Linked DNA regions of Mus musculus: regions 2 and 3 are each linked to region 1. Evidence: chromatin loops called from intact Hi-C (ENCODE). Cell type or tissue: gastrocnemius. All regions are shown on one strand.

What was found. Peaks named below come from ENCODE experiments on the same cell type or tissue, not always from the same donor. Only the 100,000 strongest peaks of a DNase experiment are listed, where the experiment ranks them.
Region 2: it touches region 1 in a loop (2.5-fold over the local background); 18 of 42 quality-filtered maps call a loop at or near these places.
Region 3: it touches region 1 in a loop (2.9-fold over the local background); 16 of 42 quality-filtered maps call a loop at or near these places.

Annotation. Positions count from the first base shown.
Region 1 is chr15:32,242,191-32,250,190 of GRCm38, forward strand. Sema5a (sema domain, seven thrombospondin repeats (type 1 and type 1-like), transmembrane domain (TM) and short cytoplasmic domain, (semaphorin) 5A) reads left to right here and starts at 2,623. Exons shown (of 23, transcript NM_009154.2): 1 at 2,623-3,109. It overlaps Snhg18 (small nucleolar RNA host gene 18), which reads right to left and starts at 2,472. Exons shown (of 2, transcript NR_038186.1): 1 at 2,192-2,472. In gastrocnemius, a CTCF peak has its summit at 3,986 (motif pointing right); DNase peaks (open chromatin) are centred at 1,135, 2,454, 2,616, 2,931 and 2 more places; H3K4me3 peaks cover 5,535 bases; H3K27ac peaks cover 5,001 bases.
Region 2 is chr15:32,008,921-32,016,920 of GRCm38, forward strand. No RefSeq gene overlaps it. Among named protein-coding and RNA genes, the nearest start is that of Gm32499, 140 kb to the right of the region's middle. In gastrocnemius, a CTCF peak has its summit at 3,305 (motif pointing right); DNase peaks (open chromatin) are centred at 1,075 and 3,312.
Region 3 is chr15:31,608,197-31,616,196 of GRCm38, forward strand. It overlaps Atpsckmt (ATP synthase C subunit lysine N-methyltransferase), which reads left to right. Exons shown (of 5, transcript NM_026546.3): 3 at 1-37; 4 at 1,370-1,420. Among named protein-coding and RNA genes, the nearest start is that of Atpsckmt, 10 kb to the left of the region's middle. In gastrocnemius, a CTCF peak has its summit at 3,020 (motif pointing right); a DNase peak (open chromatin) is centred at 3,035.

The DNA of each region.
Region 1 (8,000 bases):
TACTTAAAAACAATTGCATTTCAGAGTGCCTGCTCTGTGCTAAGCCTCAGCTGTGCTTTATTGAGCAGCTTCTTTCTCCTTTGGTGCTTGTGGGTCAAGCTGCATGAGAAGACGTGAGTGAGCTCAGAAAAGTTCACGAACTTTCTGCAAGTCAGTAGCAAAATCAGTGTCAGCTTAGGACCATTTCACCTCCAGGGGTTCTCAGCCTTCCTAAGGCTGCGACCCTTTAATACAGTTCCTCATGCTGTGGGGGCCACAATCATAAAATTATATCACTGCTACTTCATAACTGTAATTTTGCCGTTATGAATCATGATGTAAACATTTCACATGCAGGATATCCGCTATGCGACCCCTGTGAAAGGGTCGTTCACCAGCCAAGAGGTTGTGACCCGCAGGTCAAGAATCACTGTTTTAGACCAAGAAAGCACTCCAAATGAGGATTTGGTTTCTGGTCTTGTTTCTTAGAGATTTGTAATTCATTATCACTGATACATTTAACAATGGTATAGTGTAGTCTGTAAATGGCAAAAATCAAACCTACATCCTGCCCCAGTAACACAAATTCACTTCATTTAGAGGGTGAAATTCTATGGGATAATCCTCACGGTAAACAGCGCTTATGCCTCCAAGCTAAGAGTGAGTTTCTTTGTCTGCTTGTAAGTTTATAAGTTATCCCTAGGTGGTCCCAGGCTGGCCTTGAATTCTCAATCCTTCTGCCTCAGCCACCTGAGTGCACAGGTTTGATCTCCCTCATTCCTTTCTTCCTTAAAAAAAAAAATATTTTTTTTTTTAAAAAGATGTGCTAATTGTTTTTATCAGTTGACATTGAGGGATAAGCATAAGAAAGAGTGAAGTACATTTGAGTTTTAATTTGTCTTTCTCCACCCTGTTCTGCTCCACCCTGCCTTCCTGAAGGCTATAGGGTTCAAGTGTGAGGCTGAGGTCTTCCACTGTCGGCCCCTAGAAGGCCTCCTTCTCCCAAAAGTCTCCCAGACTGTTGTGCCACGTAGGCAAGAGAAGGGGAGTGCTCAGAATGGCGCTAGTTCCCACCCACTTCTGAAACAGCAGGGAGAAGCAAAGGAAGCCTATTAACTTTTCCGGGCAAGATCTAGAAGCCAGGAGCTGCCACCCCAGAGCTGGAAGCCAGCCAAGCATCTGTAGTAGATGTTTCCCAAACAAGCCCTAGAAGACATCTGCGTTGGGGCCATACTTTTCAGGCTCCACAATTGTAGACACAGCACACTCTGGGGTTGACATAGCCTCCAATGGACTCTTTCAAAAATGGTTTCGCCTAATTCTTTCATTTGAAGGTGACAGACACAACAAATTGGTGGCAACTTGTGCTTCTATTCACCTCCTCTTGAATCTCTGTGGTCCTGGATGAGCGGTGACACATTCCAGCTATTACCCGGTCCCTGTTTAGCATCATGGAACCCTCACAGAGGCCCCGAACTGTCACCGGCGCCCCTATCCCCTACCAGGGCACATTTGCAACCTGCCAATACCAGGATGTGATTGTGGCAAATGGGAACATCCTTAGGTCTTGCAGCTAAGAAACTCATTGATGAGGTTCCTTATGCAAAAGCACCCGAGGCCACCAACAAGGCCCGATATGGGAGGAAAACCTGAAGACATCGTTCCTTTACCCTATCCTGAGGGAAAAGGATCGCCAAGCATGGCTGTAGGGGCAGGGATCCACGGTTTCTGACTTTATCCTGTAATTTCCCCTCTTCACAACCTTGTATGTTGTTTAGAACTTGGTGAGTTGATCACTTCCTTAGAAGGAGAACTGAACAACGCGTCAATAAAGCTGCCTTCCCAAGGCATTTACTTTGCGTTCCAAGATAAACTTTTTGCCCCCATGCTCACTCAGTAAACTCCCAAGATACTTGCGGAGTACCAATTAGCCCAGCTGTTTCTGTCCATGAGGTAACCCTCTCCTAATTCCCATTAGGGCTACTTGGGAACCTCTTGCTCTATTTCCTTGGATGGCAGATTTATTCATTTCTCTGATCTATCCTTTTCAAGAACTGAGAGCCTTGCTGGGCCCAGCTCGCCTGTAAGAATCCGCGGCGGGCCCCTCACCACCCCCAAAGCACACCCCAGTCTTCTTATGATGACACAGAAGAACTGAATCTTAAACTTCCACTTTCTTCCCACCCGCGATCCGCCGGGGGCACGCACTTACCTGGAGCTTAGGCAGGCCTAGCAGACGCCACGTCTCTGGTTTGGGTTGAACTGCCTCCAGCCCTTTATACAGCCCATCCTGCAAAGTAGCCACGTAGGAGCCACCGGGCAAGGGGCGGGTAGCCAAAGAAGGTCTCTTCCAGGCGAGGAAGGGAGTTCGAAAAAAGTCACCAGTTGGGTGAGCTTGCACTCTGGTGGCACAAATAGAACTCCTGGGGTGTGTAGAGAGCCCCCTGGGGAGTGTTTGGGGGTCCCATCTCGGGAAGAGGCGGGGCTAGAGGAGGGGCCTGGGAAGGTCAGGGGTGGGTGGGGCGCTCAGTTTGCACGCGGGAGGGGCGGAGTAGGGGAGGTGCGGCGGAGGGGGCGGGGCGGGGGCGGGGCGAGGCGAGGCGGTCCTGTGCTCCCCGCCCCGAGCTCTGGGCCCGCTCACCCAGCGCTGGTCTACTCGCTAGGAAGGCGGCGTCAGCAGCGGCTGCTCACGCTGTGCCCACTCCCGCGCGCGCTGCGCTCCCGCCGCGGGTGGGCTCCTCAGCCCTTGGCTGACGGTGGCCCCAGCCTTGTGGCGACCTCTGTATCCCACCTTCCCACTGCGGGGGCGTCCCGGCACGTGCAATCCTTTTTGGGGGTGTTCTTGGTTCCCACGCGCAGCTACTAAGCAGAGGGTACCCAACTTTGCCACCTCACCGGTCGCCCTCTCTCGGCGCGAGCCTGTCCACTCAGCTGCACAACTGGAGACTCCGGCAGACTAGCTGGTCCCCAGCCTGGCGCGCTGCGAGAGGAGGATAGCTCTGGAGAAGTGGCGGGGTGCAGTGGTGGCGGCTGCCTCGACTTCCCTCGTAGTACACTGAAGAGGACCCTTGGAGCAGCTCCGGGCCCCGGGGCGCTGGATGACTAGCAGGAGGAACGCGCCCGGCATCTGGTGAGCTCTCTCCCCGCAGAGTCCCTGAGTGTCATAGCTGAGACCCTGCACGTGTGAACTGGACTCGGCACTGGTCCATTTGCGGGTGGTGTAAGTCTCTGGTAGGGTCACTCTGCAGACACCTGGGTGGGGACAACCTGGCAGAGGCGCGTGCAGGACTACCATCAAAGCGGGGGCGGTCGCAGTGGAGATAGTGCACGGGCTGGAAGTTTGTGTCTTAGCCTTTCCCTGGATACGAGCGTGGATTGAGAAGGTCCGGGTGTGCGACCGGTCAGTGGGCAAGCCTGCACCTCGGCCAGCACCTTTCAGGTACCCGTGGAGATCTGTGTGCGTAATCCGCGCTAGGCCAGGCTTGCTTGGTGGGATCTGGAACCGGGATTGGTGGTCGGAATCGCCTACCTCCCTGCACGGTGGACTAGGGGACATTTATTTTCCTGCTCTCTGCACAGGGGCTCTGCGGTGTTCGTGAAAATCTGGGGTTAGTGGGACCAGGGCACAACTCCGCCAGGGTGTTTTGCTGAGGAAGACTAAGGCAGGGATGGCGAAGCCTGGGGCTTCAGCAGGATGAGCTCCAATCGCAGAGCCCCCGTCTGCGGGCAGCCCAGCCGCACGCATTTCATACCCGGGTTCACGGTCTGGGGCCAGGAGAAGATCGGTGCTCAGGATATTCCGAGGAACTGTTGGAGGGGAGTGATCTCCGGCGATCGCCCTTGGAATTGGGCCCAGAGCGGGTAGGTCCCGGTCCCGGTACCCCTCACCTCCCGCCCCGGGCTTTGGCGGGAAGCGCTTTCACGTCCTTTTTTGTTGTTTGTACCTGGATGCGGTTGCCTTGAGTTGGGTTTTAACTTTCCTGCGCCTGCGGCGTCCCGGAGATTCCCGGCAGGGGGCGCCAAGAGCGAGCTTTCGGAGAGGATGTCACAGAGCTTGTTAGTGTTTTTGTCCTGGGCAAATGGGTCAGGGGTCCTAGGCAGCAGTAAAACACAGATTTTTGCTGTGATTTCCGCGCTAGGCCAGGCTTGCTTGGTGGGATCTGGAACCGGGATTGGTGGTCGGAATCGCCTACCTCCCTGCACGGTGGACTAGGGGACATTTTCCTGCTCTCTGCACAGGGGCTCTGCGGTGTTCGTGAAAATTTGGGGTTAGTGGGACCAGGGCACAACTCCGCCAGGGTGTTTTGCTGAGGAAGACTAAGGCATTTCATACCCGGGTTCACGGTCTGGGGCCAGGAGAAGATCGGTGCTCAGGATGTTCCGAGGAACTGTTGGAGGGGAGTGATCTCTGGCGATCGCCCTTGGCGATCCTCTTTTCCTCTCAAAAGGAAGAGTTGAGAGAAGTGTTCTCTTTACCCAGGAGAGCTTTTTAGCGTAGTTAAGCGACAGAAAAGTTGGACGGAAGCCGTCTATCTGGAAAGGTTTCTTCCTAAGACACATTCCTACAAACTCCTCAGGGTACACATTTTTCTCCTTTGACAATTGGACTTAACAATTGAAACTGCGCGAAGGTATAAGAGTTATGTGTAATACGGAGAGGAGGTTCTGCTCCTAAGCAGCACATTGGTTAAACACCGGGTGTTAAAATTAATGCAGTGTATTTATTTATATTTTTAAAAATAGCTGTGTGTCCAGGCTTGTCAGGAAGAGCCCTGTTTTTGAAGTGCAGATGCGTTATTAAATACAGAATTCGTCTTTTATAAAGATAAAACTAGCCCTTAATAGGAAACGTTTTAAATACCCAACTAGGGTTGCCAATTAATGTTGTTTTTCATCTTTTGAGAGAGGGAGGAGTTCCTCTCTTGGAGTAAAAAGTTCACTGTTGCACTTCAGGCTTAAGCAGACACCTTCTGTTGTAGATCATTGAAACTACTTTTCTTTCCTGTGTTTACTCCAAAAGAAGTGTGCATTTCTTTCTGCCCACTCACATTTCTTCTGCACGTTTGTTTTCCATGAAGAAGCAGTTCCAAGTGTAGTTGTTTGAAACATAGACTTCCTGCCGTGAGTTTATTATAAAAACTTTTGAGACAGTGGCTCACCCAAGATGCCGACTGTTGTCACAGTGTGTGCCCATTCAGCTGTGAAGTCCATGTACTGGTATCAGCTTTTATGCGGCTGTAGTCAATACATACTTTTCCTCACATGGGAAATAAGCGATGCTCATCATTTGATGCCTTTTAAGCCGCTGCTAACTTATTTGGTTGCCTTAATGGCAAACAGCTGCAGGATCCCTGCTGAGAGCAAAGACTTTGGTCTTCTGGGTAGGGAAGACTGTCTTGGACCAGAGGAAGTATTTTAAGGTGTTTAGAATCTGCTGAAAATAAGCTGGTATTTATCCCTCCTTGTGTCTGTCTCAAGTGACATCTTAGTCATGTCTGCAGAGATTGAAAGAGAGAAATGGAAGAGCACAGAGTAAAACTAGTTCACAACAATACAAGATGAATGCAAACATATTCCCACAAGTTTACCATGACCCTAGGTTTTGTGGACCACAGGAAGTCCTTGTAGCTACTGGCTTCTCAGAGGAAATTCTTCTGTATCCTCATTGTAGCCTCTTGCTGAGGGACAGTTGTTAAAAGCAACAAGCATTTCTCTGTGCTGTATGCTTCGTGCTCAAAATAGATGCCAGTTTCTTGGGCTGCTATATCAACTGCTACTCATGCCAGGCTATATCAAGAGCTACCTAGCCAAACCGTTGCATAGTTCCAATTAACTGGATAATGATTTTTATCTGTTTAACTGAATGTCGTTTTATCATTAAGTCACTGAAACAGAGGCTTTTCGGCGACAAAATGCAGGAAGGTGGAGGAGGGATGGGTAGGGCTTTGCTAAGAGTCCAGCCAAGGGCATCAGGCATTCTGTTGGATATATGAGTGAGCATGGACGCCGACCCTAAAGAAGAGGCTTGTGTTCCAGCCCATGCCATGTGCAGTACAGAACAGATCCATTCGTTCGCATCAACTCCTAGTCAAGTAACCCATTTTTTTTTAAATGTAGAATTGAATAACATTTGAGGAAACCATTTCTTCCTATATATTTGCTATAATTCTTGATTCTAAAATTATGCCAAATTAGTATTATAAAAGTGTATCTGAAATTGTTGCTATAGTTACCCAGACAAATTGCTTAGGATATAATTATAATACCAAGGTGACAAGTTTTTGTGTTTAATGTTCAATAATGTTTGAAACATAAATTACAGCGTCTAACAAATTGAATTACAGCAAAGTATCGAACAAAGATGCCTCTACCTTTCTGCCCACCTGCACCTGCTTGCAAATCTTTATTTATATTCTGCAAAGTTAACTTTTCTGGAATCCCCAGATGAGTGAGTGTATGTCATTCTAAGTAGTGTACAGCGTCTGTACTATTGTCTGCAATATGGAGATTTTCATAGATGCTCCTCAAGTACTTTCTAAAGTAAGATGTAAAAGTCTAGTTGAAATTACTATATATTTTTAAAAACCCTCTACTATCCTGCAGACATCACCTGACATTGATAGTGTCTCTGCTGTTTGTAGTTCCCATAGATTAGCATAAGAGCATCCCAGAGATGAATATAAGGCATGAACACCAGCTCTTTGGGATATAGCTTTTTTTTTTTGGCATTTACATTTTTACTACATTGTGTGTGTGTGTGTGTGTGTGTTGAATATGACACAGTATAAAGGTCACATGACAGCTGTGTGTCTGTCCTTCCAATATGTATTTGAGAGCCAAATTTGGGTCACTAGGTTTGGTAGCAAGTACTTCACCAACTGTACCATTCTATTTTAGGGTACTGGTTATCCAAGTATACAAAATCTATTTTTTTATAGTAAGAAAAGAGAGGGGAACAAAAACTAATCTTAGGATCCCTTCAAAGTTTCTGTTCTCAGTAAGTCTGTCCAAAACACTCTTTGGTTCAGAGTTTAAGCAAGCTGGAACACAACAGACAAAAAGAAGAGAGATATTGAGTCCTAAGTCATTTACTTTATCACCGCACTGATAGCGACACAATTAGTCTGTGTCCTCTAGCTTTGTGGAAGATCCTAGAACTAGGAAACCCAGCCTCTGTTTCACAAGGTAGTTTGAAGCCATAGGACTTCAAAGATGAAGTTGTATGTCACCTGGGGCATGTCACTAAAAACATGGTCAGTACAGCATGGGACTCAAACAGTCAGAATATTCTGCCCAAAGTATGGCTGTCTTCTCTTTCCTTCTTCTTTGGTCCAAAATTTATGGTTGTTTGACAAGAGCGAAGATGAGCGTACTTTATTCCCATGCTGGAGTTCTCAAATGTTTTCAAACATGCTCAGTATTGAACGTGGAAAAGTGACTCAATTACTACTCTTTCTTTGTGTGTTTTGGGACTGGATTTCTGATTAACAATGAATAAGAAACGATTTCAAAAGAAAATACCTTTGTTAAAGGATGAGTTTCTTTTATATTTGTCCATAAGCCCACCTGGCTTTTATCTCCTAGTCTTTCATTCCTTTTCGTTTTGTCTCTGCATTTCTGTGGAATTGGCTGACCCGGAGTTCAAGTCAAGTGACGAGGAAGCACACAGCGGAACAATTTTACTTTGCGTTGCATTTTTATGTACATCTGAGAGTAAATCCCATTACTTCACTGGGTAATTCAATTACAGATATATATGATAAATAGCCAGTCAAGTGATACTATCAGCAGCCGGCACTATTGGAGAAATAATACTGTATTTGCTGAGATGTAAGATTTAAAAAAAAAAAAAAAAAGTTGTACGCAGGTGACAGCTAGAGTTGTACAAGGACAACTTGGTCACAGGCTGTGGCGTCCCAAACTCATTTAGTTCACATTCACTCAGTGCCTGGCAATAATGCACAATACACCCATGCAAAGAAAAGCAGTCAAAGACAATGAGGATGATGATTCTGCAAAGC
Region 2 (8,000 bases), 230 kb before region 1:
GTTACTAGTATGACTATATGATAAAAGCATAATTTATAGCACTTAATTAAAATAGGCAGCTGCTTGCAATGACTTAGAGTTCAACTACATCATTCAGAGTGAACTACATGTCACTTATCTATACATAACTCTATCATCTACAAACCATGTGTTGGGCTAGAGATATCATTTGTGGGATAGAGTGCCAGCCTATCTTGTGTTAGGCCCCAGATTCAATGTCAAGTACAAGGAGGAAGGAAGGAAGGAAGGAAGGAAGGAAGGAAGGAAGGAAGGAAGGAAGGAAGGAAGGAAACAAGCTATATGCTAGAAGCTCTACTCACAGAAGAATCGAGATGTGATTCTATCAAGTATAGAGTGCTTCATCTCAAGGATGAACCCAGTTTGCAGACTATCTTGTTACTCATAAGCTATTGATACTGGACATTTACTGGCAGTCTGCCTCATATCAGTCCCTACTCTTGTTGTGTAGGGTTTTTCTGACTCTGCAGTAATTCCCAGACACCCCAGTTGTGGTAATTAAGACATAGGAATGCATATGAACTAAGCACTAGGGGTAAAGGGCAAACATGACATCTGATAAAGAAAACAGCTTTGCATAAGAAAAAGCCTTGGGGTTTGTTCAGAACTCTAGAAAAAAGAAAGAAAGAAAAGAAAAAGACAATTTTATTCAAACTGAATTTGACTGAGGGAGCTTATGAAAGGTTATTTGTCTTGAAGGTCAGTGGGTCAAATCTGGACTTGACTGTGAGAATGATAAGATGTTGCTGAATTTTAATCAGAGGACTGCTGAGGTTTATTTTCTATGTTTAAATGGCTATTCTGGCCACAGCTCAGAGACTGAGAGAGGATGAAAGAGGAGGTTTTGGAATAGACCAATCAAGACAGGCTTGCCCTACCCTGGAACTGGGCTGAAATGGTGTGGAGAAGGTGGATCCAAGTGTATTGCATCCATTGTTCCTTGACCAGATGATGGAGGAAAGGCAAAGATGTTGTGGGGAGGCCCAGGAGATATTATATCTAACTCCTGAAATGGGGTGCAGAGTGAGACAATGGGCTCCAAGTCAACTTCCTTATGCAGTGTAAGAGGGCGGCCAGTGGGGGAGCCTGACTACAGGGAAGCAAGTCACCATCACAGACATGACAGTGTTCAGAAGTTAGGCCGGTTATAGAGTAGGGTTTCATATTTGGGTGGAAATGAATCCAGCGATGATGGGAAGAGTCAGAGCACTGGAACTTCTGTAGGTAGGAGACTAGCAAGAAAAAAGCAGGTGCCAGGGGAACCTAAGAACTACAAGGCAGGAAAGCAAAGATGGTGTGGTGCCACCAGATAAAGAGTATCATGAAAGGAAACATATTAACAAGTACCAAATGTTGCCTAGAAGGCAATCACAGTCAGGTCTAAAAGTGTCTTTAATGTTTCTCCTTTAAAGGAATGTGTATGTGTGTGTAAATATATACACACACAACACATATACTTTTAGCCCTGTGTATGTGTGTGTGTATGTGTGTGTGTGTGTGTGTGTGTGTGTGTGTGTGTGTGTGTGTGTGTACCATTAGTACCCATTGGGATGATTGCTGATGTCTTTCAGGCAAGGAGAGGCTGAGATGAATCTGACAGAGCTTGTGCTAGAAAGCAAGGATGAATCACAGAGGAAACAACACAACGGCATAGGATCGGGCTGCATTCGTAGTTGTTCTTCTTGTCCAAAATCACAAGTTATCCAGGAAAACGGTCTTAATTGGTTTCTACAAGTTGACCATCTGGAAAGTCCCCAAGTTTGTAACAGTCATGCTGTTACAAAGGAAAAAAAAAAATCAGAACTGATGCCTCCTGAAGCAGCAATTCAGTGTTCTTATCTGAAGTTAGGAAAAAGGGAAATGGAGCCTAACCTTGTCTCCCAGGAAGGAATTGTAATTATGACAATCCAAATGATCTCATTTCGGAGGGAAAGCATGCTGGCTGCTCATAACTTGGTTCATCACCTCACGGTAGGACAGAACTGATTTGGGAAGTCTCAGATTCGTTAAAAATCATTAGATGTGAGGTAGGCAGGCTGACGCAGGGATAATCAGCACTGTCCAACCAAACCGCCTGTTGAGCTCAAGGCTGTTTTTGAGCACGGATGCATCTGGAAATGGCCAGTACTTTCACTGATGCGGATAGGGCTCTTGGTTTTAGTGATGCAGGACACAGGGCTGGGTGTCACCCACTCCTGTCATGGAATCCTCTTTGCATGGCTTCACATGGCACTTTGGGTCTAGTCTCCAGGTTACTGGAAATGCAAAGGAAAGAACCACAAGCTAAATAGCGCCATGGGAAAGTGTTTGGGTATGTCCAGAAAGCAAGATGTTTCATATGCTCCTAGTGTGGCTCTTCTTTTAAGTCAGGGCTTTGGAGAGGATTATGTTCTGGACTGGAGGAAAGCTAAGAGCCTGAATGGCTGAGCCTGGCATGAACATGCACAATCCTTAATATTCTCTCTCTCTCTCTCTCTCTCTCTCTCGTTCTCACTTTCTTACACTCTCTGTCTCTGCCTCTCTGTCTCTGTCTGTTTCCGTGTGTGTGTGTGTGTATGTGTGTGTGTGTGTGTGTGTGTGTGTGTGTGTGTGTGTGTGTGTGTAGGGTCATGGACACTATTGGAAACATTACTTTTCACTGAGTATTATATTACTTTGAGGGTGATTGTGAGTTTTATAGGTGTGCTCTCTGTTCTGGGAAGTGGCCATGTCTGGACAACTGAAAATCTTCTAGGCACATGGCCCCTCCATCTCTTGAGGCTCCAGATAGTTTCCCCTCCTCTTCCCACTCAAGGTATACTCAGTAGTAACAAAGTCCCACAAAATGAGTCTCTGAGCATTTAAATATTCTTCTCTGTCCTCTTGATCATGTACATACTCCAGAGATGGCACATCAAGCCATCTGGTGTGACTTGCCTTCCTGTTGGACTGAGATGGGCACATCTTCCATTTGAATTTCTAGTGGAGCGTGCACTTCACAGTTAGGACAAAGGTCCACCCAAAGAAGAGTAAATGTTTTATTTGTTTGTTCTTTGTGGGGGTGGGTAAAGAAAATTGTGCTGATTCTTTGCCTAGAGCAGAGCTATACACACTGCATTTCAACAGATAATCATTAGCCCAAAGTCTGTCCAAATTCAAGGCATGATTCAAATTTCATAGTGGGTAAAGATTAGGAGAAAATGTCTACAATATTTTGGAAGGCTTTTAACATGCCAACGGTGGGAAGGAAAAACTAGAAATCAACTACCTCCTCACCAGACATTTTGTGACACTTTCTACTCCAACCAACAGGGGGAGCTGTGTGACTTTTCTGCTCAATTCTAAAAGGGGTGTGTGTATATGTGTATGGGGCGGGGAATCTCTGCCTTTATTCAAGTATGTTTCCTTTTGTTGATGAAATTTTGAAGGTTTTTCTTTTTACATGACTCCTATATAGCTCTTGTTATATTTTTAAAGCCCTGTGTTTTGGGTGGTAGGGGCTTTTATTCTGTGAGAGGAGTCAGCTGTGGCATTTTCTATAGCACCATGCAACAATATTATTTCCTTCATATAGCTCTAAATCTGTTATGGTGTCTTTTAAAAGATTATGACTATTTTGTTTTATTTTTATTGAGCTATAATATGTTTACATATTTACTGTTGCACACATTTTACAGAAAAGAACAGAAACATTTCCCTAATTTCACGGGGAGGGGGGTACTTCCAACGAAATACTATGTAACTGTGAATACATTATATTGATACAAACAGCCAAATGGATTTTTGTGCCAATAGGTAAGCTAAATGATAGGCACTGCATGTATATTCTAGAAATGAACATTGCAATATACAGATAAGAAATACCTAGATGAGGCTCCCCACTCCAGGAACATAGAAATAGGGGTTCTAGTATAAGTGGCTAAGGGATTTCCATTCTTATATGAGAGGGTCAGATTCTGCATCAGAAAGTGGAGTTAGGGATAACTCGGTATAAAGTAAGTGGAGGACACAGTAAGGTGGAGTGGGTCTGTGCAAAGATCCCGAGGAGGGAAAGTGGCTGGCACACACTTGAAGGAAAAGCATAGTTTTAGGAGCAAATGATAGGAACAGGTGTGTGGTACTTTCTCAGTTGACTGGAATGTGCTTTGCCCTCTTGATGGCCAACTTCAGGTCACACCCGAGATAACATTTGAAAGTACTGTGTGATCTCTGGACTTTCAGTTCTTTCTCAGGACAGTTGGTGGCTCGAGCCTCGTGTATGAAAACCTGACACAGGAAGAAACTTCAAGGTCTTTCTTTATGTCATAGGCTGGGAATTTATGGTTGGTAAATAGAATAAAAATGTTTCATCTTGTGTCTCTTTTTTTAATACAAGTTTTAAAATAAGCACATATGATGTAATTAAGTACAAAGTATGTTCTCAAACAATACTCAAAGTGACTGATTCCCCTCTTTTCTACCCTAAAGGCAACATCTGTTACCAATTTCTTCTAAGCCATTCCAGAGATATTCCAGTTGCCATAGCATGAGAGAGAGAGAGAGAGAGAGAGAGAGAGAAGGAGATAAAAACCTGTGCTCAGATACCAGTGCACATTGTGTGTGTGTGTGTGTGTGTGTGTTTAGGACAGAGGTCAGGTGCTATATGCGTTATTTTAAGAGACAATCTCTCTCACTGAGACTTGGGGCATGCATCTAGGCTAATAGGGTTGGCCAGAGTCCCCAGGGATTCACCTGTCTCTACCTCTTTGGTACTGAGATTGCAAGGATGAAGTTCTATGCCTAGATTTTTTTTTTTTTTGTGGGCACTGGGCATTGAAGTCATGCTTTCTTTTCTTTTCTTTTCTTTTTTTTAAAAAAGATTTATTTATTTATTATATGTAAGTACACTGTAGCTGTCTTCAGACACACCAGAAGAGAGCGTCAGATCTTGTTACGGATGGTTGTGAGCCACCATGTGGTTGCTGGGACTTGAACACTGGACCTTTGGAAGAGCAGTCGGGTACTCTCACCCTCTGAGCCATCTCACCAGCCCGAAGTCATGCTTTCATAGAAAGCACTTTACTGACTGAACGAACCATCTTCCCAGACCATGGCGTCTTATATCCCTTCATAGTCCTACTCAGTCATCTTCCATCTAAAAACCCTTTCTTGTTTCCTGAGTGTTTGCTTTTGCCTTAGGGACTTGTTGCATCTGTCTCAACATCTCCAGACACATGTTCATGCTATGAAGAAGCGGGTGATCATAGGATGGCCATCTCTCCAAAGCAGAAGACTCAACAGAATCCATTCCTTCACTCTCCTTCCATATTTGTAGATGAGTTGTCATTAATAGTCATCATTAAACTCGGAGACTCTTCCAACCATGCCTTGCTGCAAAGGGAACACAGAGTAGTGATCCCGTGGCATCTCCCTGCCCTCTGGTGGGTTGACTAAATCTCATCTGGAATTGACATCTAGAAGGGGATAAGTTCTAAGTGCAGAGCAGCTGTGAAATTCCTGCTTAAGCAATGTCCATCCTGTCTACTTGCTGCTTTCTGTGCTTAGAACCAAGACGTGTGCTCTAAGCTACAGTTCTTTACCTATATCATCAGCAGGATCCATATTGTCACCTTCCTCCTGTGAATCTTTGCACCTCAGTGGGCATCATCCAGGAAGCAATTCTTTTAGCAACATCTTGTCATGTTCTCCTGACACTTGTGTTTTTGTGTTTCTATGTAGATTAGACACTGGAGTGCCCAGAAATGTGGACAGAAGAGTCACTTACAGCCCAGTGCTAGAGAGTGCTGGGATTGTGGGCTGATGCAGCTTGGCAGCAGATGTCTAAGGGACAGAAAATGCTTTCCTGATTTTACTCTTCTGTCATTATTTCCCAGAGGAAATTGTTTCATAGAATTTAAATTCACAATGAATGAAGCCTGAGCGGATTCATCCTAAACACTGTGTTCCCTGGGTTGTCTCATCTGAGGAATTGGTTTCCCTTTAAGGCCAAGCTCTCAGGTCTGAATTGATATTTCTTAGGCATTTAAGAGAGAAGATAGAAGATCCTAGGGTTCTCCATTTCTAGCTATAAATGATTATACAATCTTGGCGACCAGTCTTTCTGGAGATTTTAGATTATTAAGTTGATGCCTCATGACTGACTTAATGATGTCTTTCTTATTGGACACTTAATATTTTATGTTTTCACTGCTCTAATGAAGAACGCTACAAGAAATGCATGTAAGTGAGACTATTCACAAGTGACATATACAGTCACACGTTTTGACATAGCTTAGTCACGGGAGGGGTTACTTCTCTTACACTTCCCAGTTCTCTTCCTTTTGTGGAGACTCAGACCCTATGCCATTCTTCTACAATAGAGAGTGACTTATCCCTGGCTCCTCTCTAATGGCTGCCTTTCTGTGTGACCAGTTATGACTAATGTCACGTGGGCAGAAGTGGTACAAGTAAACTGTAGTAGCCATAAACTTCTTTAATGGGAGATTATTGTGCAATCTTTTTCTCTCCTTCCAATGTTGTGTTGAGGATGTGAGTTTGAGAGCTTGAGTGTGCTCTCACCGTATACTGTGAGACAGATATGACAGGAGCTGGACAAGGGAACAGCTGAGCTCCTGTGTGCTTGTAAGGAACTGACTCATTATACCAGCACCAGGCTGCTTTGGAAGGTGCAAATTAACTTCTATCCTGTTAACAATCTTTCTGTGGGGTCTTTGTAATTTTCACCTTCATGCAACCTTGCAGGAGTATAATGAGAGAATCCTAGAGTTCAAGGGTGATCAGGAATAATGCCTAGAGACTGGAACTGAGATCCCAGCGAACAAAGTAGACATACCCTAACAAAATTAGCTCCCTCAGAGCTTCTCCCTCTATGATTAGCTGAGATTATAGGATCTGCTTCAACGTTCTTCACTGTCTATTAGATCACACACTGAAGCCAGACAGGGTAGATACAGTGACCTCATGCCCCAGGTAATGAAACCAAACTCTCCAGACAAATAGAGAGGCTGGCTAAAATGACAGGCTTCTGCACAACCCAGACCTACTGACTCACAGTGCCTGGGGATGCCGACTAAGGAGTACTTATAGTCAGTTTATTAAATGTTCCTGAAGTGAGGACGTGCTTGGGACTTATGCCCCAATTCTGCTGAGTTTTCAGATAATTGCTTTGTTGTCCAGTAACTTTTTGAACACACCCTGTGGAATTGAGCCCGTATGAAATAGATATAAAGAAACATATGTTGTGACCAGCTTATTATGCCTTTGAGTACTGGGAAACTGAGGCACATAAGTAGTCTGTTACTTTAGCAAGCATAGCATCGCTCTGTCCCTGGGCTTGGAGTCATTGGGAGCTGAGTCTCCTTGCCTTGTCCTTTGGCCGCTCCCAGCATCCCCGAGTCAGCTCATCTAGCTAGCTCTTCACATTCAGCTCTACAGGGAAGACAACAGGACACAGTGGGGATGGACAGACACACTTCAGCTCCTTTGGGGATGCTTTCTCTAGTGGGGATGCTTCCAATCCTCTCTAGTTTTGAAGTTATTAAATAATTAGGTTCCTTATGTCCCCCTGGGAAGTTTGGCTAGCTCTTTAAACTGAGAACTCATTAATCCCCACATTTTTACAGCTTTCCCAAGTTGTATCCCAGGTCTTATAATGTGACTATATGTCATTTCAGCCATCAGTAGGGTGTGGTTCATGTTTCTCTGGGTCCAAATTGGCTTGTGACCTTGGGTGACCATGACATGCCATCCCTGTTGGTTTGGCATTACAAGCATCACTTGTCTTCTTGGAAGCTTGTTCTACTGTGCAAACAGTCCAGGATCCCTTGATGGGCAAAGAGGGGGAAAGCAGACAGGTTAGCCCAGTTTACAGCCAGCTGACTAACCTGATCACCTGGAGGGTGAGCTACGAAGGCCTCATCTGAGAAGTGCAGAATTATAAACTACATAAACCTTGGATGTCTTACACTACCAAATGGTTAATTATGCAACAAAGGGCAGATAGT
Region 3 (8,000 bases), 630 kb before region 1:
TGGCTCTGCCAAGTTTTATATTTCAGATCTCTGGAAGGTATGTAACAACTCTGGAGGATGGAGCTACAAAAGCTAATAGACCCTATTCATTTATAATTAGGATGACTGACAAAGCGAGTCAAGAGAAAACACAGTCCAAATGAATATTGTGTCGTAACAAGATGTATCCACATTTTAAACTGATGGATTTACTGATGGCTTCCTTCAGTGCAGAAGCTTCAAGTTTTGATAAAAGTCATATGAATGCTATGAATTTATGACCAAATTCAAGCAGTTTCATTTTTCTTATGAAATAATGAAATAGTTCATTTGGAAATCATAGGTTATTCGTGATAAATATTTGGTTTCTCTGTGTGTGTTGCATGTTAAGAGACAAAGCTGGAAGATAGAGTGAAGAGTCTATGGTAGCTTCTTGTCCTCATAAGTGGGAGGAGTTTCCAAATATATTTGTATCTTCTCTTTTCCACAATATTTTTATTATTTGGGAATTTCACATCACGCACCCCACCACACTCACCTCTCAGTCCTCCCAGCTCTGCCCTCTCCTTTTGTAACTTACCCCTCCCCTGCCCCCATCATCCTCCCACCCCCCCACCCTCCCACCCCCCACCCGACCCCACCCCCCAAAAAAAGAAAGAAAAACCCCACCAGTCCAGTCTGTGTTGCCTGTATATTCACTGGAGCATGGTCACACCACCATGGTCGGCCTCTTTTAAAAATCCGAGTCTTTTCTGACCCTCAGCTCCTCCAGAGCTCCTCAGTTGTGGAGAGCTACACTTTAGTATCTTGTATCTGTACTCTTGAATAAAGCCACAGACTGTCTATTGTGTTAGGAAAGCTTCACAAAGTGCTTTTTCTTAAATAAGAATTTGCCACTTGTACCACCGTCCTCGGCAGCTATGATAGCACACTTGGACTTTGTTTGTATTGTTTTCAGGCTCTATATAACTGAGTGGTCTCCATAGAGTAAATAGGACTTTTATTGGGCAATAAGAGTTTTGGCTGGCAAAGCACTTTTAACCCATTTTTCAGCTGCTGTAAAAACCATTTTATTGTACTTTGAATGAACTGTTAGGGAAGAGGAAGACGCCACAGGGTGAGGCAGGTGGCTTTGGGTGTTGGACCAGAAGCAGGGCAGAGTCCTGCCCTGAAGGAGTCCCCGTGAGGATGAGATGTGTCCCAGGATGCATCTGGAAAGCTGATGCATTCACTGGTGTATGCCAAAGTACATGTGGCAGTGTTTTCTTTTTGTTGTGCCTCTTGTGGCTGTTCTTTGGGGGACTGAAAACCTGCCCTCCTCCAGCGTGGGCTCCTGTGAAACACGGTGCATGGCTTAGAATTAACCTGCCTTTGTTTCCATCTCGTTCAGGTCACCTTTGCACAGTACTCCAATGTTGTCATTTTTGGTGTGCCCCAGATGGTGAGTCTGCACCCCTTTCCTTGTGACCTGCTTCTTGCTGGCACGACCAGCTGCATGCAACACATCACCTCTTCTCGCACATAGGCAGTGGTGGCTTCCCAGTGACTTTGAGGGAACATTGGATTTCAGGTCATTGGTTTAATGGGATACTTACAGACCTTCAAAGTTTAATCTTAAGGACTCAGCCACATTTTAAAATTTAGTTTCAGAGAAAAAAGAAATCTCAATGATCTCCCAAAGCCTTAAGTCACAGTTTGGAAACTGCCTTATGCGGTTCCAGCAGTGAGTGTGGTCGGTGATTTTCACGGCTGCTCACTCGCACCCCGCCGCCATCACTTGGGGAAGTTAATGGGATGCTCCCTTTGAATTGATCATTCCTCCAATTTTGCTGGAAGATAATTTTCAGGGTGGATGAGCATTGACTGGTTTCAATTTCCTCCAATTCGCAGATTTGCTAAAGAACTGAGTATTGAACTTTGATTAGCTATGTTCAAAGTAAAAGTACCACACTATTGTACTGAAAATGGGCCTAACTCGCTCACTCGCCCTTGCAGAGACGTTCAGGGTAGGATGCTTAGGTCACTCCTGGCTTAGATACCAAAGATAGCAACCCTCTTTTACTTCTCAGAGTTGTAATTGTAGCCATAATAATCTTGGCAGAATTAGATGTTTGATGAAATGGCGCTATATAGCTGATATGGTTTTTAATTAAAAAAAGGAAATTTAGTTTTTGTTGTTTTATTTTGCTATCTATGCCTTAGACCTTTGTTGATGCTTTTTGAGCTAGAGTGTCTCTGTGTAGGCTGGCTGGCTTCCACTTGCAGCAGTTCTCCTGCCTCCCAGGTGTGGAGACTATGGGTGTGTGCCCCAAGGCCCAGCTATGCTCGGGCCTTTATAAATAGCGTTGAACTGCTTGAGAGATGCATCTCCTCCTTGGAACTTTGAGTGGAATGAATGGTGCAGTCTTGGCTTTGTACAAACCAGAAATGGCACTATTACAAAAGTGGCTGTATTTATGTGTCTGTTACAGTACCTAAGAGTAACTGTTGTAAAAGTGAAGGCAGGTGTGAGGTCTTGGTCCCTGGTCATTTAAGAACTTGCTTGAGCCGGGCGGGCGGTGGTGGCACACACCTTTAATCCCAGCACTTGGAAGGCAGAGGCAGGCAGATTTCTGAGTTCGAGGCCAGTCTGGTTTACAAAGTGAGTTCCAGGACAGCCAGGGCTACACAGAGAAACCCTGTCATGAAAAACCAAAAACCAAACAAACAAACAAAAAACTTGCTTGGGTCAGCCTGGGCTCACACCTGCAATCCCAGCACCAGGGAGGAGGGTTATTGTGAGTTTGAGGCCAGCCTGGGTTGCAGAGTGAGGCCTGTCTCAACTCCCACAGCCCACAGATAAACGTACTTTGGGATCATAGACTTGATAGGGATTTGTGATGGTGATTACTACTTACAATGCTCAGCCTTTTCCTTCTAAGATGTAATGCTTAGCATATTGGATGTAGGGAAGTAGAAAGTAGATTTCCTGGGTGTTCTGTACTGGAGAGGTGCTAAGCTGACATATAGGCTCCAAAGCCTTGCTGCCTTGTCCCAGCTGGGGGCAGCAGTGGCCTTTGTGATACTGGGTGGCGGTTGCTCTGCTGCCTGAGTCAGGACTGGTTTGCACATATGTCAGGGCTGTTTCCTCAGGAGCAGCGGGAGTCTTGTTATTTTGAAAAATACATTTGCAATCATTGCTTCTTCTCCGGCATACAGACAACTCTCAGCCAAGTAATTTCAGCATTCCAGTGTTCCCTGAGAGTGTTCCCTGAGCGGGAGAGAGAGGGGCAGTGGGGATTCACAGAGGGGTCCTGTTGCTTTGAAAGCGATTTGGCCGGCTGTGTGCTCCATGGCATGGGCTGAGGAGGGGCACAGAAAGCTCATTGGGCTTTTGTTGAGTGGAAGGCTGAGTTTCATGTGCAGAACCCCCACTTTCAGCCCACATCAAACTTTACTCAAGTGGAAGTAGTGAGGGGCAGGAGAGAATGCTGGCTGGGAAGTTGGAGATCAGCTTTGCCCTCTCATAGTTGTGAGACCCTGGGAAAGTGCTTACTGTGTGTGTAAGGGTGCTGTTAACCACATCCCATTCTCTGGAACACTGGTCAGTACTCCTGTAGAGGCGGACAGCTGGCATGGTAAGCCCGCAGCCCTGCCTTTGATGCCAGCTGGGTTATTCCTAGTGGCACAGTGAGTTTATAAGTGGGAACCAGTGCTAACACTTCAGTGTGTAGCATACATCAGATTGGATGGTGAGTGACATTTGGACCCGCTAAACACTATGAAGCATAAGCTTATGAACCAAGAGGTTCTTTTCAAAATGCAGAACAAGTTGGTTGGGCCTTTGTTTAAAACCCTCTGTGAGGCTGGAGATGTAGTTCAGGTGGTGGAGTATGTGCCTAGCGTTCATGAAGCCCTGGGTCTGGTCCCCAGTACTACAGAAAACAGATGTGCTGGCACATGCCTGTAATCCCAACACGTGGGAGGTAGAGACACAGGGTTAGAAAGAAGTTCAAGGTAATCCTTGGCTACGTAGTGTGTTTGAGGTCAGCATGGATTACACAAGTTTCTCAAATACCCCGCAAAACCAAAACACCAAACAAAAACCCTCTGTCACTTACTTGCTATCTTAGGGAAAAAGTTCAAATCTGCTGAGTGACTCAGACTGGCATGGAGTGGCCCCTGCCCACTTGTGATCTTGTCTTAGCCATTTTCCTGTTAGTTCTCTGCACAGGCATTCATCTTGTCAGTCCTTGGACTTGGCTATGCCTCTCTCCATTCTCATTGCCCTCAGGTCCACTCTGCACTCAGCCTAGTTAGTGAACGCCTGCCCCTTCCTCTGAGAAACTGTTCATAGTGGTCTTTTTGTAAAAAAAAAAAAAAAGTCTTTTGTTTTATTTATTTATATGAGTACACCATAGCTGTCTCCAGACACACCAGAAGAGGTCATTAGATCCCATTACAGATGGCTGTGAGCCACCACGTGGTTGCTGGAAGTTGAACTCAGGACCTCTGGAAGAGCAGTCAGTGCTCCTAACCATTGAGCCGTCTCTCCAGCCCCATAGTGGTCTTAATGCTCCCCACTTTCTACTGTGTGGTACCTTGATCCTGTCCTTCAGTGAATATTGTACACTAGGCTCTTCTGTGCCTGAAGACTTTGCTCATGCAGTGAGGGTGGCTGCTGTGTAGGAGACAGGGTTCCCTTATCACTTATACATCAGTGAGTAACAAACACAAATACCCTGAGGGACCTTGACACGGCTTTAGAGGCAGTGGGACCTGGGAGAATGGAGCCAACAAATGAGGTGAACTAAATAAAGTCTCACGCAGTGGTCCCCTTTATCCAGAGTCCCAGACAGTTTATACTCTAAGGGTTAAGAAGGATCACATGAGCAAAGTTCCTCTGAGTTCACGCTGTATGCAGTCACAAGGACAAGTTACATGTGGCAAACCACATGAGGACGTGTTCTGACAGGACTTTTACACTAGTGAAAAGATTATATAGTAAATGAGACACCCATGTAGAATACACCATATACTAGAGGAGAATAACATGCTGAGGGATTATTGGAAGCAGGGAAGGGTAGGGCAAGGTGAGTATCCCTGGAAGGACACTGTCTATGAGTTGTCATCTGGGCTGAGGACCTGCAGTTCTCCAGTGCTGAATGCTGTGCTGGTTGGTTGGTGGAGAGCAGTCAGTAAGTACAGCTCATGGGGATGATGGAGATGAGCCAGGGAACGGAACTGGTACATGGAAGATGCTGGTCCTTCTATGGGCAGGAGCTGTTGAGGGTAAGCAGAGGGCGTAGGGACTGGCTAGGATAGAAAAAGACCATCCCATCTTTATGGAGGTCAGACCCAAGACATTAGAAACTGGGAGACACCTTAAGTGCTCTTTTGGGTGTCCAGGTGACAGACTGAGGCTCAGTCTCGAGTGTGTTAGCTGGTGAGATGTCAAATTCCAGCTTCTCTGCAAAGAGAAACTCAAAAGCAGTCGTGGGCGAATCCAACATTGGTGAGAGACAGAAGAGTCAAGGCCAGTTACTTCTTGTCTTCTGCTTCCTGGATGTTTGAGCCACCAGAAGCTGAGCTGGGGGAGAGAGGTACAGGAGAAGCCCTCTGTAGCAGCTCAGTATGGGCTCCTGAAGTCACTCTGGAAGTGTTGGGTAAGGAAGAGCCTAAAGCTCAGGTGTACAACCGTGGGCAAGCCCAAGGGGCAGGCAGACTTCAGGGGGGAGCTGCATAAGGCCTGCTGAGCTTTGTCTTGGAAGTGAGGCATAACCCGCCAAGGCTTCAGGGTATCGTCTTGGTAAAGACGCCCTCAGTCTTGGAGCCAAGTGGAAGAGGAAGGAGGCCGTCAGGTCACATGTCACATTGTCAGCCATGGGCCTGCCTTATGCCTTTAGCTGAAGAATGATTGGAATATGATGAGTTTGTGTCACTTTGAAACCCATAATTGTATGAATAATTTTGAATTCTATTAGGTAGGCATAACACATCAATGCTTCTCTTTGTGTGTGATATCAGGACAGATTTGATGCATATTTATGTGTAATTTAGTCAGTTAACTTCTTATGATTGAAATAGCTTCTTTCATTTTAGGTTTATCTTGACTTAGCATGTGACAGTCACTCTGAAATAAGAGGAACTAGAAAAGAGAAAAGAATAGTAATGTGAATACGTTTACAATTATCTTTTTATGAACAAAATTACCATAAGAAACCTGGTATTTTGAAAAATGCATGTTGTCTCATGTTTTGTGTATTTAATTTTTCCCTCAAGGAATAATTTCTTTTTTTAAATCTTTGCCGGCCACCAGAAGAATAGAAATCTTCTCTCCTTAATGAGATTTAGCCTCTTGTTATCAAGTCTAATGATGCATTAGAATTTTGGCTTATTCTGTTCATATTACGGAGGTTCTTCCAAGCCATTTTTATAAGATGTTAGTCAAGAATAAGACCTTCATGAGAGCCCTGTCGGTCTCTCTGTCTTGCTGTAGTTACTTTTAGAGGGAGTAGTTTTTGCTTAGATCTTCATTTCTAAGTATCATTTTTCATTACAGGGAACCAGGAATCCTTGAGAATTGCTGATTTAGGGTTGCAGAAAGGAAGGTAAAAAAGCTTGGAGCCAGTGTTTGAGCCAAGACATAAGGAAGTACTTAAACTATTGAATGGGAGTGTTTCCAAAGGCTGAGAAGCCAGATGCAAGGGATGCCCCGTGGGCAGATTTGGACAGGTCGAACATTAGGATAGACAAGGCCAGCAGTGAGCTATGAGTCACTGAGTGAGCCATTAGGACATGGGCATTCTTATTTGCCACAGATAGATATTGCAGGCAGGAGACAGAGGGACACAAGAAGGGAAAGCTCTTCCTTGCCACAGAATCCTAACTGTCCATCCAGAGGCAGATGGAGGACTAACCTGTTGTCGCTTGAGTCTTTATGGTAAAAATTGAATTCAGTCAGGATCCTCAGTGGATGCTACTTCTAGGGCAGAGGTGACCTGTGAGTAAAGGTGCTTCCAGTGGTCTACAGCGGGTCACTGAGGGTAAAGGGAAGGCAGCAAGTACGTTACAGAGGTACAAGATTCACGCTGATCGAGGGCCTGATGAACCATCAGGGCAGAAGGGCCTCCTGGGTCGGTTCACAGGCTTGCAGCAAGGCCATTGCCAGAGACCCACACGCCATGCACTGAGCCATCAGGAATAAATATCAGGGGATCCTGAGGTGAAGGTCATTTTGGCCATTGTCATGGAAGACAAAGAAAGATAGGAACTGTTCCAGGTCAGAAGGGACTGAAGTGGGCATGTAGCTGAGAGGTAGAGCCCTCCCTGGACTGGCATGTACCACAAGACAAAACATACAAAACCAAACAACAACAAATAAAATTAGGAGACCAAACAACCCATATGGTTAAGCAAGAGCCTTACTCACTTCTTGGGTGGTGCCGGACATCACTGGATTGTTCTGGGGTTACTGAGGGTCACGTGGCCTGCTTCCTGGGGTGGCCCTCACAGGGACTGTGGAGGAACAGGATTGTTGTGTAAAGAAGCAGAGTTCAGGGAGCCAGAGTGCCATGGTGGGCAGTAAGGCAGTGAGCGGTAGAACTCTGCCCTGGGTGGACGGCACATGGGTCTTTTCTCAGGATCTGCAGCTTGTCTACAATTTTACACCATCTCAAAATTAGTTGAAAGTAGAAAGTGAAACAAACAATTTTAGAAGATGAAGGTGTTAGTACATTTTTTACAAATACAGATAATTTTAAATACTTGCTAATTTGTTGATGTCATTAAAATGTCAATACTTTCAGCAAATATTAAAAGCACTTTATTTGTAGGTTGGGTGATAAAATTAATAGAAAATTGATATAACCTATATTCAGAAATTCACCCTTATGGATGTAGAGGTAGCTTAGTGGGAGAGGGTTTGCCGAGCACGAGTGAGGTCCTGGTTGCACTTTGTAGAACTGACTACCTCCAAGGGTGGACATGCATCATCAGTATGTTATAAACATATTATAAAGTTATTTCTAATGGGTAGAATG